Regions from separate parts of the Homo sapiens genome. Here region 2 is linked to region 1. Evidence: chromatin contacts called from ENCODE Hi-C or POLR2A ChIA-PET data. All regions are on one chromosome and are shown on one strand. Each heading gives the region's core, a stretch centred on a gene start or an enhancer-like site at or near the end of the contact. The rest is flanking DNA. Distances are from core to core; before and after follow the strand shown.

The links. A loop is a pair of places that touch in the nucleus more often than their neighbours do. ChIA-PET counts read pairs that join two places held with the same protein, here RNA polymerase II (POLR2A). Pooled maps may share reads with other maps.
Region 2: a map of naive thymus-derived CD4-positive, alpha-beta T cell shows a loop between it and region 1 (4-fold over the local background). The contact joins the enhancer-like site here to the promoter of PHC3 in region 1. A Hi-C loop is called at or near these places in 1 of 168 maps with a recorded cell type or tissue (naive thymus-derived CD4-positive, alpha-beta T cell), 1 of 37 single-sample maps with no recorded cell type and 4 of 50 pooled maps. POLR2A ChIA-PET finds 5 or more read pairs at or near these places in 1 of 52 experiments (GM12878).

What each region holds. Positions count from the first base shown.
Region 1 is chr3:170,178,414-170,185,650 of GRCh38, reverse strand. It overlaps PHC3 (polyhomeotic homolog 3), which reads left to right and starts at 3,918. Exons shown (of 15, transcript NM_024947.4): 1 at 3,918-3,949; 2 at 6,713-6,878. The coding sequence starts at 3,936. RefSeq lists silencers at 3,764-3,903, 4,374-4,453.
Region 2 is chr3:171,251,223-171,257,791 of GRCh38, reverse strand. All of the region lies in intron 2 of TNIK (TRAF2 and NCK interacting kinase), which reads left to right. Among named protein-coding and RNA genes, the nearest start is that of MIR569, 150 kb to the right of the region's middle. RefSeq lists enhancers at 764-813, 1,955-2,004. Within about 2 kb of position 2,396, at least 6 of the 41 ENCODE cell types and tissues checked have a DNase peak (open chromatin) inside an H3K27ac peak, as active enhancers do; they include GM12878, where a contact is called at or near this core.

The DNA of each region.
Region 1 (7,237 bases), core at 2,669-5,168:
CTAGAGGGATTTTTCTAAAATAAAACAGGATCTTTGTACTTTTCCAAGGTCATGGTTCTTGCAAAACTTGAGAAAATCCATCCTGCTAGCATACCATATACATTTTTTTCCCCTAGGAAATGATAGAGGTAAAATACCTTCTGTTTGATCAGACAATTGACCGTAAGTTTCTTTTTTTTTTTGAGACGGAGTTTTGCTCGGTCACCCAGGCTAGAGTGCAATGGCGCGATCTCGGCTCACTGCAACCTCTGCCTCCCAGGTTCAAGTGATTCTCCTGCCTCAGCCTCCTGAGTAGCTGGGATTACAGGCACCCACCATTGTGCCCGGCTAATTTTTGTATTTTTGTAGAGACGGGGTTTCACCATGTTGGCCAGGCCGGTCTTAAAACTCCTGACCTCAGGTGATCCACCTGCCTCTGCCTCCCAAAGTGTTGGGATGACAGGCGTGAGTCACCGTGCCTGGCCGGTAAGTTTCTTGAGAGTGGTCTTTCATCATACCTTGTCCCCTTTAATGTTTTGCATAGTGGCTTGCTGAATGATGTAGTGAAGAAAACTTGGCTTTGGAGATGGCAACCTTAAATTAGAACTCCATTTCTTGTACATGCTAGCAGTCACCCGAGGCACTTAATTACCTTGAAGCTCACTATACTTCCGTGCTAAATGGGAATCATGATAACTGTATCACAGAGTTATTGTGAAGATCAACAAATGAGTTTTATGGAAATCCTTTGCACTTTATAAAAGGTGATACAAGTGTTAGCTGTTATAATAAGTATTGAGCATTGAAATGTTTCTAAAAAACAATACTATTCTGATTTTACCCAACATATATTCCCCCCTGGCTTTTTTTTTTTAGATGGAGTCTCGCTCTGTTGCCCAGGCTGGAGTGCAATGGCGTGATCTCAGCTCACTGCAACCTCTGCCTCCTGGGTTCGAGTGATTATCCTGCCTCAGCCTCCCCGAGTAGCTGGGATTACAGGCGCCTGCCACCATGCCCAGCTAATTTTTGTAGTTTTAGTAGAGACCGGGTTTTACCATGCTGGCCAGGCTGGTCTCGAACTCCTGACCTCAGGCGATCCGCCCATCTTGGCCTCCCAAAGTGCTGGGATTACAGGCATGAGCCACCGTGACCGGACATATATTCTCATTTTTAAAGGCAATCTGTACGAGGTAACACTAGGGATATAGGACCTAGATGTTCAAGTGAAAGGAGGATAAAAAAAGAACAATTTTGGCCTATGTATTCCAAATACATCTTTGATTTATGCATTTTCCATGTTTAGGCCTAAGACTGTGCTTTCTTCACTTTTGTTTCTCTAAACAAAATAGTTTCAGCAATACCAATGTATAGTTGATTCTTGAAAGTTTTGTGTTTTTTTTTTTTTTTTTTAGACGGAGTCTCGCTTTATTGGCAGGCTGGAGGGCAGTGGCACCATCCCCGCTCACCACAACCTCCATCTCCTGGGTTCAAGCAATCATCGTGCCTCAGCCTCCGGAGTAGCTGGGATTACAGGCACACGCCACTACCGCCCGGCTAATTTTTGTATTTTTTGTAGAGATGGGGTTTCACCATATTGGCCAGGCTGGTCTTGAACTCCTGACGTTTGGTGATCCACCCGCCTTGGCCTCCCAAAGTGCTGGGATTACAGGCATGAGCCACCGCGCCCGGCCGATTCTTGGAAGTTTAATAAAAGGCCGGGTGCAATGGCTCACGCCTGTAATCCTAGCACTTTGAGAGGCTGAGGCCAGTGGATCACCTGATGTCAGGAGTGCAAGACCAGCCTGGCCAACATGGTGAAACCCCGTCTCTACCAAAAATATAGAAAAAGTTTGCTGGGTGTGGTGGCACGTGCCCGTAATCCCAGCTACTCGGAAGGCCGAGGCAGGAGAATCGCTTGAATCCGGGAGGCGGAGGTTGTGGTGAGCCGAGATCTCATCATTGCACTCCAACCCGGGCGACAGAGTAATACTCCGTCTCAATTTAAAAAAAAAAAGTTTAATAACAATGATATATGAGCAAGTCAGAATGAAAGAAAAAGCAGTAATATTTTAAAGCATCTACAAGGACTTTTTATTTTCTTTTGAGATGGAGTCTCAGTCTCTTTCCCAGGCTGTAATGAAGTGGCACTGTCTCCCTGCAACCTCCATCTCCCAGGTTCAGGCGATTCTCCTGCCTCAGCCTCTGGAGTAGCTGGGATTATAGGCAGGTGCCACTACACCCGGCTAATTCTTGTATTTTTAGTAGAGACAGGGTTTCACCATGTTGGCCAGGCTGGTCTTGAACTCCTGACCTCAGGTTATCCGCCTTCCTCGGCCCCCCAAATTGCTGGTATAACAGGAGTGAGCCTCTGTGCCTGGTCTACAGGGACTTTTAAAAGGAGACTTTCTCAATGAATTCTAGAAGTAGTAGTAGATAGTACTGCTATTAGGTAGACAAGGTAAAAAAAAAAGATGTTATCAGATGGGAAAAGTGGGCAAAGGGACAATTTAAGCTCACATAGATGGGAAGTGTTCTTTTCCCTTCCTTAGGCACATCCTGGCATATAGGATTTCTAAGACTAAGTATACTTTTCATCAGACCATATTACACTTCCGGATGGATTTATATCAATACTTCATTCTCAGTTCTTGAAATTATTGTGACTCCATCACCTCACAAAATGCAAAAAGAGACATTGTTTATGGTTCGTATGCTTTTTTTTTCCTGTAAAGGGAGGTAAAGATTTATTATACACCTTGAACTTTAAACTTTCCAAAGCACTTAATAGATCTGTTTCAGAACACTTTTTCCTCAGCCTCCTGAGTAGCTGGGATGACAGGTGCGCGCCACGACATCCGGATAATTTTTGTATTTTTTGTAGAGATGGGATTTCCCCATGTTGCCCAGGGTGGTCTCAAACTCCCGGGCTCAAGCAATCCTCCCAACTTCACTTCCCAAAGTGCTGGTATTATGAGGGTGAGCCATCGTCCCGGTCTTCAGAACACATTATATTGTATGCAAATGTCTATAAAACCCGCTCCGCTACTTCTTGGAAGACAAGGACTCATCTTTATTATTTCATATTTATATTTAAATGTGTTATTTTACTTATCTTTATATGTTTGTCTCACACACCTGAGTTGTTGGCATTTAGCAGACTACACTAGCAAACTGGTGGCTGTTCCTGCTTGTTCCTTGTGGTGTTCAAGTTTGCAATTCCTACTAAGCGCTCAGCAAATTCATACTGAAGACATGAATGATATGCCTAGGGTAGTCAGGATGATTCCTTAACCACTCATTCACTGGCATCTGAACACTATCTTTCAGCTGGAGAGAGGTACTGCTGGTTGGGACCCTCAAGCCCCAAAGCTCCCAGGCAACAAGCCCTGCAGCCAGCCCTGAATTTCCTTTCTCCCTGAGACCTCAGCCTCTAATCCTCGTGGGTATTTTCTTTGAAACCACTCTGCAGTTTGCATAGGCTTTGGTATATTTTAGATATTCTTCAAAATTATTATTATTATTATTATTATTGTTGGGCTTTTTTTTGGTAGAGTCAGGGTCTCACTTTATTGTCAAGGCTGGTCCTGAACTCCTCGCTTCAAGAGATCCTCCTCAACCTCCCAGAGTGCTGGGATTACAGGTGAGCCACCGCGCCCATATTCTTTAAATTTTAAATTTAACAATCTAAGATAACTTTTTATATCTTTATTACAGATATCTCCCCAAGAGGAAGATCCTGGAGGAGAGAAAGAGAGGGGTTTGGAGAGGAGACACTGGTTATCTTAGTGGGGGAAATCTGGTCACTTTCCAGAAAGAGCAATTCCTATGGTGGGCGGGGGCGATTGGAAGCTGAGGACGCCACGTGACCTCTGGCTCCGGGGGCTGAGCCGACCCCGCCTCTCCGCCCGCCGCCGGGGGGCGCATGCGCAGCCCATGTTAGTGATGGAGGAGAGAAGATGGCGGAAGCGGAGTGAGTGACTAGATGGTGACTGATGTCGTAACTAGGGGGGGCGAGTTGGGGCAGCGACACGTTCCCCCAGGGGAAAGCTCAGGGCTCTTTTGCGGGCAGTGTGGGGAAAGAGAGACTCGAGACCCGTCCTATCGTGGAGGAGCCGGCTAGGCCCGTGTCGCGGGGCGAAGACGAACTCTAGGGTCCAGTTACCCTCCAGGCAGGAGCGCCCCTTCCGCCATCAGGTCCCGGATCTGCGCGGCCCTGCGCGCAGGGTCACCCTTGGGACTCCGGGAGCTGGGGTTTTCCGGGGAACGAGCCCGGGTGGGCTCCTCAGGCGCTGTCATTCCTGCAAGTGGGCCCCGCGGGCAGCCTTGTTACGGCTGCCTGCGCAGGGGCCCGCGGAGGCTGGGTAGGGCAGGGCGGGCACTGCCAGGCCTCCTTCGCCTTCTTCTCCTTCCCGCCCCGGCGCCACCCCACTCCTCCTCAGCGGGAGAATCCGACACGCGGGGCTGCCCGCTTCCCTCGTGCCGGAGGCATCCCGGCGTGGGCCTGAGAGCGGCGGGGGCTGCTTGCAGGTCTGGTGAGGCTGAAAACACCCTGAAAGAAAGGTCTTTCCCTCGATTCTCTGGGTGCAGCGTTGCTGCCTCACACGCGGGCCACATTCTTGTGTGTCGGTGTGACGGTATGTTTAGTTAACGACTCCAGAACTTACTGTTTCCTGGGTAGGCCTCTTGTGCACCAGAACTGCTGGCTGTATTTTGCAGGTATTAGTATGCCTAGACGGTGGAGTTACCAAAGTTGTTCTTTTGTGCCAGGCCTCGAAATGCAGTGCGATGGTTTGGCCAGTTCCGCTCAACCGATGTTTAGACTTATGCCGAGAATTTGGATTCTCTGTGACCATTTTTGGTTAGGAGTTAGAACTGTTTACCATACTGTTTGGATTGGAGGGCATAGTTGAGCAGATTAACACTTTTAAAAAACCAGAACTTAAGCTGGCCTTTTGCATGTCACTGGTACACGATACGGTAGTAGTATGACAGGCAGCAGTTCGGTAAAAAGTTTACCTTACCTACCACTAATACTGTATAATGTTGAACAGTTACCATATGATGCTGTGATTTGATTGGAAGGCAGTTTGGAAAAAAAAAAAAAAAACAGAAGCATAAAAATGTATGAATTATTTACTAATCCAAAAAGTAAGTGAGGAGTCAGCTTTCTTCCTGACGGTTTTCCTTTCACTTTTCCTCTTATTTTCTTTTTCTTTCTTTGTGACAGCGTCTCTCACTCTTATCTCCCAGGCTGGAGTGCAGTGGCACGATCATAGCTCACTGCAGCCTGGCCCTCTTGGGCTCAAGCGATTTCCCCACCTTAGCCTCTCAAGTTGCTGGGACCACAGTCCTGTGCCACCAGGCCTGGCTAATTTTTTATTTTTCATTTGTAGAGACAGGGTTTCCCTATGTTGCCCAGGCTGGCTTTGAACGCCTAAGCTCAAGCAGTCCTCCCCCTGAGTGGTAGGATGACAGGTGTGAACCGCCACTCAAGGCCCCCACTTTTCCTTTTTTTTTTTTTTTGTTCGGTTTTTTTTTACATTTGGTTCCTCAGAGAATATAAATACTGTTTACATACGTAATATAGAACAAAGAAAATTTGTACTTAAAAAAGCAACGCTATGGTAATAGTGTATGTGTACCAATTAGTGCCAGATTCATTTGTTTTTTCATGGAATAGAAAGTGTTCTTACATTTTTATCAGTGCTGCTAATGTGGGGTGGGTGGGATTTAGTTTCTCAGAAGAAAAGACCGATAAGAAAAGGGAGATAAAACCAGTATAATCTCTTGTGTGCTTTTCACCTTCGAGGTACATTTCTGGCCCGACAAAAACTACTGCTCTTCTGGTTTCTAACAATATGGAGGTCCTTAGAATTGACTTAAAGTGTTTGAATTTATTCAAATACAGATTCTGTATTTAGTGGAATTTTGTACCACAACAAGTAAGATTATAGTATTGGAGGGAAGAAAGTCTGGTATAAAAGTGTACTTTACTGTCCATACATGAGGAAGTGACATAATTTATGTTTTCAAAATCTGGAGTAATTCTTTGTGAAAAAGATTTTGTAAGGGTATGGGAAGTTGCTGTTTGCTGCTTCTCTGTGTTCTCACAGCAATCTGCTAATAAGTATAACTCAGCTATTAGAAGTAGTAAGGACAGCGTTGTAGACTGATTAGGGGAAAAGCCAGTGTGAGTTAAAAAAATTACTTTTTAACATTTTTTAAAAAGAACTTATTTTTAAGCAAAGTTTATATGGTAAACTAAACTAAGCTAGTTAACATGAGTCCCTAGGCATTCTGTTCTAATGTATAGGTAAGAATGACTTTAGTTTGTAATTAGTGTGGTCAAAAGAATGTAAAGAAATGTTTTAAAATACTCTGATACTGCTTAAATTTTTATTTTCCTAGGTAGTTTAGTATTCTCTCATTACCTGTTTTGGTTTAAAAAAAATCTTTCGGTAATGCAAAGATAAACTTTTGGCTATGCGTTATCTGAGTTACGTATTCTGAATCATTTGAATTCAAATGTAGTAGGTATTAACTATTAAATATGCTCCATATATGTGAAGTATTTTTCCCTTCTAAGTGCTTATAGTGACTGTGTGTTGGCTGTCTTTTATGAGAGCCTTCCTAGCAGTTTAGATTACTGCTGATTATTTCTTTGGAATGAATATTCTTTAAAGCTCATAAGATAATGCTTTTACCAATACAAACACTTTGTGTGACCTGCCAGATTTAAGGACCATAGTACAGCTATGGATACTGAACCAAACCCGGGAACATCTTCTGTGTCAACAACAACCAGCAGTACCACCACCACCACCATCACCACTTCCTCCTCTCGAATGCAGCAGCCACAGATCTCTGTCTACAGTGGTTCAGACCGACATGCTGTACAGGTATTTCAGCTGTAGTGATGGGTAGTCTAAGACTTAAGATGTCATATTACTTTTTGCTTAAGCTGGATTTATGTATTGTTTCATATTCTCAAATGTACAGTTAGAATTACTAATGTTTCAATCAACTGTCTCAATCCATTTTGTGTGGCTATAGCAGAATACCAAGACTGTGTAATTGTAAAGAAAAGAAACTTATTTCTTACATTTCTGGAAGCTGGGAAGTCTAATATGAAGGAGCTGGCATCTCACGAGGGCCGTCTTATTGCCTCATTCCGTGGTGGAAGACTAGAGAGCAAGATACCAAATTTGCAGCCTCAAGCCCTTTTAAAATTTCCTTTAGTCGGCCGGGCGCGGTGGCT
Region 2 (6,569 bases), core at 1,147-3,646, 1.1 Mb before region 1:
AAGTAGCCTGCTCTCCAGAAAGTCACATCAAGTGTGGCTTAGTTTATGGCAAAGATGAATGGGGTGTTGATGTCCCAAGAGAAGGGGATCTTGGCGGACAGTGCTTTTGGCTCTTTGTTGCTGGTGGGAACCCCAGCTAGGCTTTGAAAGTGGCATGGGTTCTCAAGTACCTGACATGTTCTTCATGCTTTTATTGACGTTAGAATGTTGTTTTCCATTCTGAGAAGCCAGATCACAAGGACAGAGTGCTGTGATGAGCATAAATACTATCAAACAAGGTCTACAGCAACAGCAATAGTTATTATGTCATGAACATCTGCTTTGTATTTCACAAAGACTCTGTCCCAGTTCCTATCTGAGATGGGGAGATGTTATTCTCAGATGAGGTGACTGAAGCTGAGAGTGGTTAAAGTGTCAGGGTCACATGTCTGGTAGGGTTAGAGCTGAAATTTGGACTCCTGTAATGCTAAGTAAATTTGCATGCTGCCATGATGGCCAGTTACATGGAATCATTTAAACCTCTTTTTACATTAAGCCTGTGGAAAATGAATTCCCAGTTCTAGAGTACCGCCTGCCCTGGTTCTACAGCATGGTTCCTTGCTTCTTCTAAGTCTCTAGGACCTTGGCAGAGTAGCATACAGTGGTGAGCAGTCTTCTTTTGAGATGAAATGGGCCCAGGGCTGCCTCCTTCATGACTTCATTGTTCCTCTCTCGGCCTGTTTCTGTGCAGCCGCTTGTCATGTCAGTTCCACTTTAAAACCAGAGTAAACAGTTCTTAATAGGTGCTTTTTAAGTTTAAAGAAAGATGGAAAGGATGTTCAGACCTAGGGAAGTAGACCTGTCTCTCAGCAGGTGAGTTATTCTGCTCCTGATGTTTTTATACCAAACTGAAAATATACAGTCACACACTCACCCCTGGGGAAGTGCAGAGGACTCTCTTCATGGGGGGCCAGTGTTACTCTTCTGTCCTGAGTGAGCATTCAGTTTATTTTGATCCCTGGCCTCAAACTCAAATACCCTACTGCAGTCAAAAAGAAACTCCCAAGTCAGAATGGGGATGGTCAGAATTCATCCATTCCTGCCAGTGGTAATAAATGGCTTCTCTTTTGGGTCAGTAGGAAGTAAATTGGATGACTCCTCAGCTAGTCACCCTTTGTAAAGTTCTTTCTGACCTTGAAGCTTAGAGGAAATTGGCTGGAGGGCAAAACAGTATTTCCTAAAGTGTTTATGAAGTAGCTCCCCATGATTCTTCATGGCCAGCACTCTGTCCTTTGTATCTGTGGCTTTGTTTTTTAGTGTTCATGAAGTATTGGAGAAAAGAGTTCCCCAGGCATCTCGTTTGGTTAAGAAGATTGCATCTCCCCATTGGGACATCCTGGCTATTTCCCAGCAAAATGCTCTGCCTCCCTCGACTGTACCACATAAGCTAATTAACCTCTTTATCGATTCTCTTTCTCCTTATTTTAATTTCAGCTGGTATTTCTCTAGGCCCTGGGCCTTGGGAATTGTAGACTCATTTGTTGAACTTCTGGCAGTGTGAAAATTTCTAATAGTTTGCTTTCTGTTCCCATGCATAGTGAAGTAGGCATCAAAGAAAATAATTGATGAAAAAAAACAAGGCTTGGAAAAACCCCGAAACAACAGCCATGCTCAAAAGAGGGAAGAGGACCATTGGGTACTTATTTTTTTTTTCCTTGTTGGGAGCTGTTTTCCTTCTTTTCCCTCTGTGTGGCAAAGTAGTAAATGGTCGTCTTATTAGCTGCTCAGAATACTTTATTCTATAATTCTATATGTTTCTGTGGTTCTATACAACTGCCTTCCTTTGAGTTCCTCCTGGAGAACTAGACCCCTTCCCCCATCACCACTAAGCCATACCCACAATCAATATAAATCCAAGGAGATGGGATGAATTTCAAAACCATAGAGGGCCTAGAAAGTAGAGAAACTGTTGTGGCATTTACGGCTCTTCAATGTCCTTCCAAACAGAAGAATGTTTCTGAAACACTGAGCAGCAGCCACACCTGGGGTCTCTAAAGGCACTCCAGGATATGAACCATGACACCTGATAATGTGCAACAAAATGAGCTTTGTTCTTTTGGGCCTGTGGCACAAAACATTCCTTTGCCCGTGTTCAGGCACCTCAGCTTGAATTCATTTTGTTTACTGACTAATCAGACAACTTTGTATTTATTCTCTGCTGCTTTTGAAGAGGTGGTATAGTGGATAAGTACTTAGGCTACCTTTTTTGGAAATTTGCCTCTGCAAGATGCTTTAAAATCTGTTGATGAGCAGGTGATGTCTAGGTAGTGAATAGAAAAATCGCTTTAGCTTATATCCGGAGTTTGCAAAACAGGAAACTTTCAAAATGATTTGTAGTTTGATTCTGAAACCATCTTAGCTCTAGCTAAGATGGTTGTAACCAGACAGCATTTGTCACCCAGGGAGCTTTAGAAAAATCTACTGTTTCCTCATGGGGAGTAGAGGGATAGATTTTCAAGAATCTTTTTGGTTCATTTGAATGTGGGATTTTCCATAACCTAAAGTAATGATTAATAGTTTCTCTGCTCATATCAGGTTTTGTTGGCCAGATGTTTCTTTCAAGAACTTCAATCCTTTATTGTCTAAATTGAATCAGCATCAGATAAAACATATTGCAACCTCAAAGTCCATTGCAATCCAGCAAAATAAGATGTGGTTATGAACCAAAATTAGAGGAAGAGGCTAGGATGGCACTGAAAATTCTAAGTGATTTTCAGATATGTTAAAAATGGCTTTCTCAAAATTTTGAATCTTTGGAAAAGCCATATGATTAATCTACATGCTAAATCCCTTTTTATTTTACTTCTCAGAACACAATTCCCAAAGCCATTACCATACTCCAAATTATAACGTTTATCTTGCTTATTCAAAAACTGTGAAAAATCAGATCATATTTTCTGAAAATAGCTTTTCTGTACTTATATTTTGCATATCACTTCTGATTATGAAATTGAATTAAAGGAACGAGTCGCTATTGTGTTATCTGCCCACAGATTATTGCAAAATGATAGATAAATGCTGTACTACTAGGATTTCCATTTAGCCCTTATATGTTAGCTGTAAAGGGAGGGATAGACACATGTATCTGTATTAGTAGTTGGGAGTCTTCATCCAGTAATGGAAATTGGATCAGTAATGATCATTGTTTTCTGCCCCAAAGAGAGGCTTATAGGATTATTAATATGAATACTACAAAACATCTGGGTGATGCTTGTATCTAACAGTTTATCTTGGTGATGTATATCCAGAAACTGAATTTACAGTTGCAGGCAGGAAATCTGGGTTTATATTTGAGACTCTGCTTTATATGGGGAAGGGTGAGCAAATATTAAAACTCTAAAAACTGCATTCTCCACTGCTCTAGGTAAAGCCTAAAATTCTGTAAATTAGTTGATCATTCCTTCATCTTGTAGCAGCCTGATAGAGGAAGAGTGTGGTGTGGTCTTTGGGGTCCGAAGAATTTGGAGAATGGTCCTTAAGAAAATCAAATTATCTTTTTAAGACTATTTGGGGTTTTATTCTGTAAAATGTCTTTAGTAATAGACACGCTACATTAAGATCAATATAAATGAGGTATGGAAGGTCTTTGTTCTGTTGTTCCACAAGTACTGGAAGTTACTATTTTCTTGCTAAAATAAACATTCTTAAGAAAAAAGGAAATTTAATATTAATCATTTGCACTTTGGGATGAATTAAGAATTTAAGAGCAGATATTAAAAACACTAAATGTAAAGAGGGCTTTAAATGGCTGGTTGTCTGAGTCATGTCCAGAAAAATGGATCCTGAAAGACACACTTCATAATTTTGCTAGTTGTGTGTTTTTATTTAAACTCTTGAAGGACAGCTAGTTACATTCTTTGTTTTATTGATTTCTCTGGAAGTTTTAATATGTAGAATAAAGACATTTCCTGCTGTTTTCCAACCTTCAAGAATGAATTTTTAACTTAATTTTGTGAGTTTTGCTCTTTAAGGGAAAGAGTGGCTAGATTTGTTTGATCAGAGTTTCCCTTGGGGAGGGTAGAGAAACGGTGATCTGTTCAGAGAGGATTCGGGAGAAGGTAATATGTTTGTTACTTCAATTTATTGTAGGGTCTTGATGGTCCATGCAGCCTAAACTTCCTAGCCGTGACATTTGAGATAACTGGGGGTGGGGTGGGGGGGGGACCTGTCTTCTGATTTCTTTTCTTTTTTTTTTCAGGCAGATCTATGAGAAAGGAGGTGAATTCAGCAATTTGGTCACAAGCTTAAAGGGAGGGTTGGGAGGCAGAGGAGCAAGTTGAGACCTCATCACAGGTTTTGCTTTTAGCTGGATTTATCAGACAACCATATGTGAGAGTGAAAGAATTAAGCCAGAGTGAGGGGTGCCTGAAATCAGAGACCTTTCGCACCTCACTGAGGCTGCAAGAGGGACAGCTTTGAAGTCATGGTTTAATATTCCCAGATACTTTAGTTATTTCTTTTTTTTTTTTTTGAGACAGTCTTGCTTTGTTGCCCAGGCTGGAGTGCAGTGGTGTGATCTCGGCTCACTGCAAGTTCCGCCTCCTGGGTTCACGCCATTCTCCTGCCTCAACCTCCCAAGCAGCTGGGACTATAGGCACCTGCCACCACGCCCGGCTAATTTTTTTTTTTTTGGTACCTTTAGTAAAGACGAGGTTTCACCGTGTTGGCCAGGATGGTCTCGAACTCCTGACCTCGTGATCCACTCGCCTCGGCCTCCCAAAGGGCTGGAATTACAGGCACGAGCCACTGTGCCCGGCCCTAGTTATTTCTTAAAGTTGACTAAGAGTGGTTTCCTTCGGCCCCAAAAAACTATGCATTCTAAAACATGAAATGCTTCTCTACACCCCTACTCCATTTAAATTTTCTGAAGTGCCCATTTTTCCTGTCTTACATGGTGAAATCCTAGCTGTTTATTTTTATGTTCTTCAAGATTTAGATGGTGTCACCAGGAACCGAGTGCTCTCCCCATTCCACTACCCCATGATTTTCTTACAAAACCCAGATTAAGTTTCTCCCAGATAAACAGATAAAACTAACCTAGCTGATTTCTTATATCAAAGTTAACATTGTGAATGTCAAAGAACCAATGCTATGCAATGATGTAAAATATCGCTCTAATTTAATTCCCACTGGTAGGCCACATGTTTGCTTCAGTATTTTACCTTCTAAGCTGGGAGAACAATGCAGAGATAGCACAGCTATATTTTAATATGCATGTTACCCACCTTGAATTAACATAAGGCAGCTTCCTAATGCTATAAAATGGAAATTTATGACACTTTCAGATATAATGTCGTGCACACGATATGAGTTTTTGGGGTGGTTTTGTTTATTCCTCTCTTCTCCTCCCCTCATTTTTAATTACATCTGCCTATATAAGTGCACAGTTAATTTTCATCGGCTGCCCATATAGCTTGAGTTTTCTACTTCTTGTGTTCGGAACACTTATCTATAGTTAAGTTTTGAGGCTTAAAAGTCAGTCATTTATTTAGCACCTACTGTATGCCCAACAGGTTGTAACTAACTGGTGAACATAGGTAAAATGGAGGCATTTTCTCACCCACAAACTGCTTGCAATGAAGATGTATTTATAGGGGAGGGGAAACAATGGCTGAAGGTAACATAGGAGATTGTTTTGGCTGTTAAGTAAAGAGATATGACACACACACACGCACACACACACACACACGCATACCAGATTTTATCTATGCAAATGAACATTTACCTTAGAGAATTGCACGTATTTCCTTCAAAAATGTTGCAATTGCCCTATAAATTTGGGAGCTACTTTCTTTTGGTGATGAAATACACAAACCACAAAATTTCTTTTTGGTCTGTTATCATATTTACTTTCTAACAGTTTTATCCAACTCAATCTTTCACCTTCCTTACCCGTTTAGAATGATATTAAATGTAAAAAATTAAATATACTTTTTAACAAAGATGAGCCATATTATTTTTCTATATTCAAAGGGATGTGATGTAGGTAATTTCAGAATGATTTAAACATCAATGGTATTAGTGCCTAGAGACAACATTCATTTTGAGTACAAGTTTTGCTAGTTTTGCTAAATAAAATTGGGTACATTATTTATATTAAGTATCAAATAGTGTATGTGTGGAATACAGGTTCTTGATAATTAGGCCCCAACTAAGTGCACATAGTCTGTGGGTCTAAGTTAGATGAAAAATGTCCTAATAAGGAGCACCTTGCAATGGCCCTTGCTCTGTGCTTCAGCCCCAGCCAACTTGCCCAGGACAGAGGAACTCATCCCAAGACTGTGGCAGGAAGGTTGATAACTATTATGGCAGTACCTGTTTCTTACTTCTGGGCCTAGCTATCAGTTCATATCATCCAAGATCATTACCCAAACATGTAGACATCATCTCAGGCCTCTAACAACACAAGTAGCCAGCCTCATTTTAGAACACACCAGAGGACTCTTGACATTCTAAATTGTCATCTTTTAATGGACTCATCCCTTCTTCCTTCTTTAGGAAGTTCTCATATCTGTGTCCCGGTCTCTGTT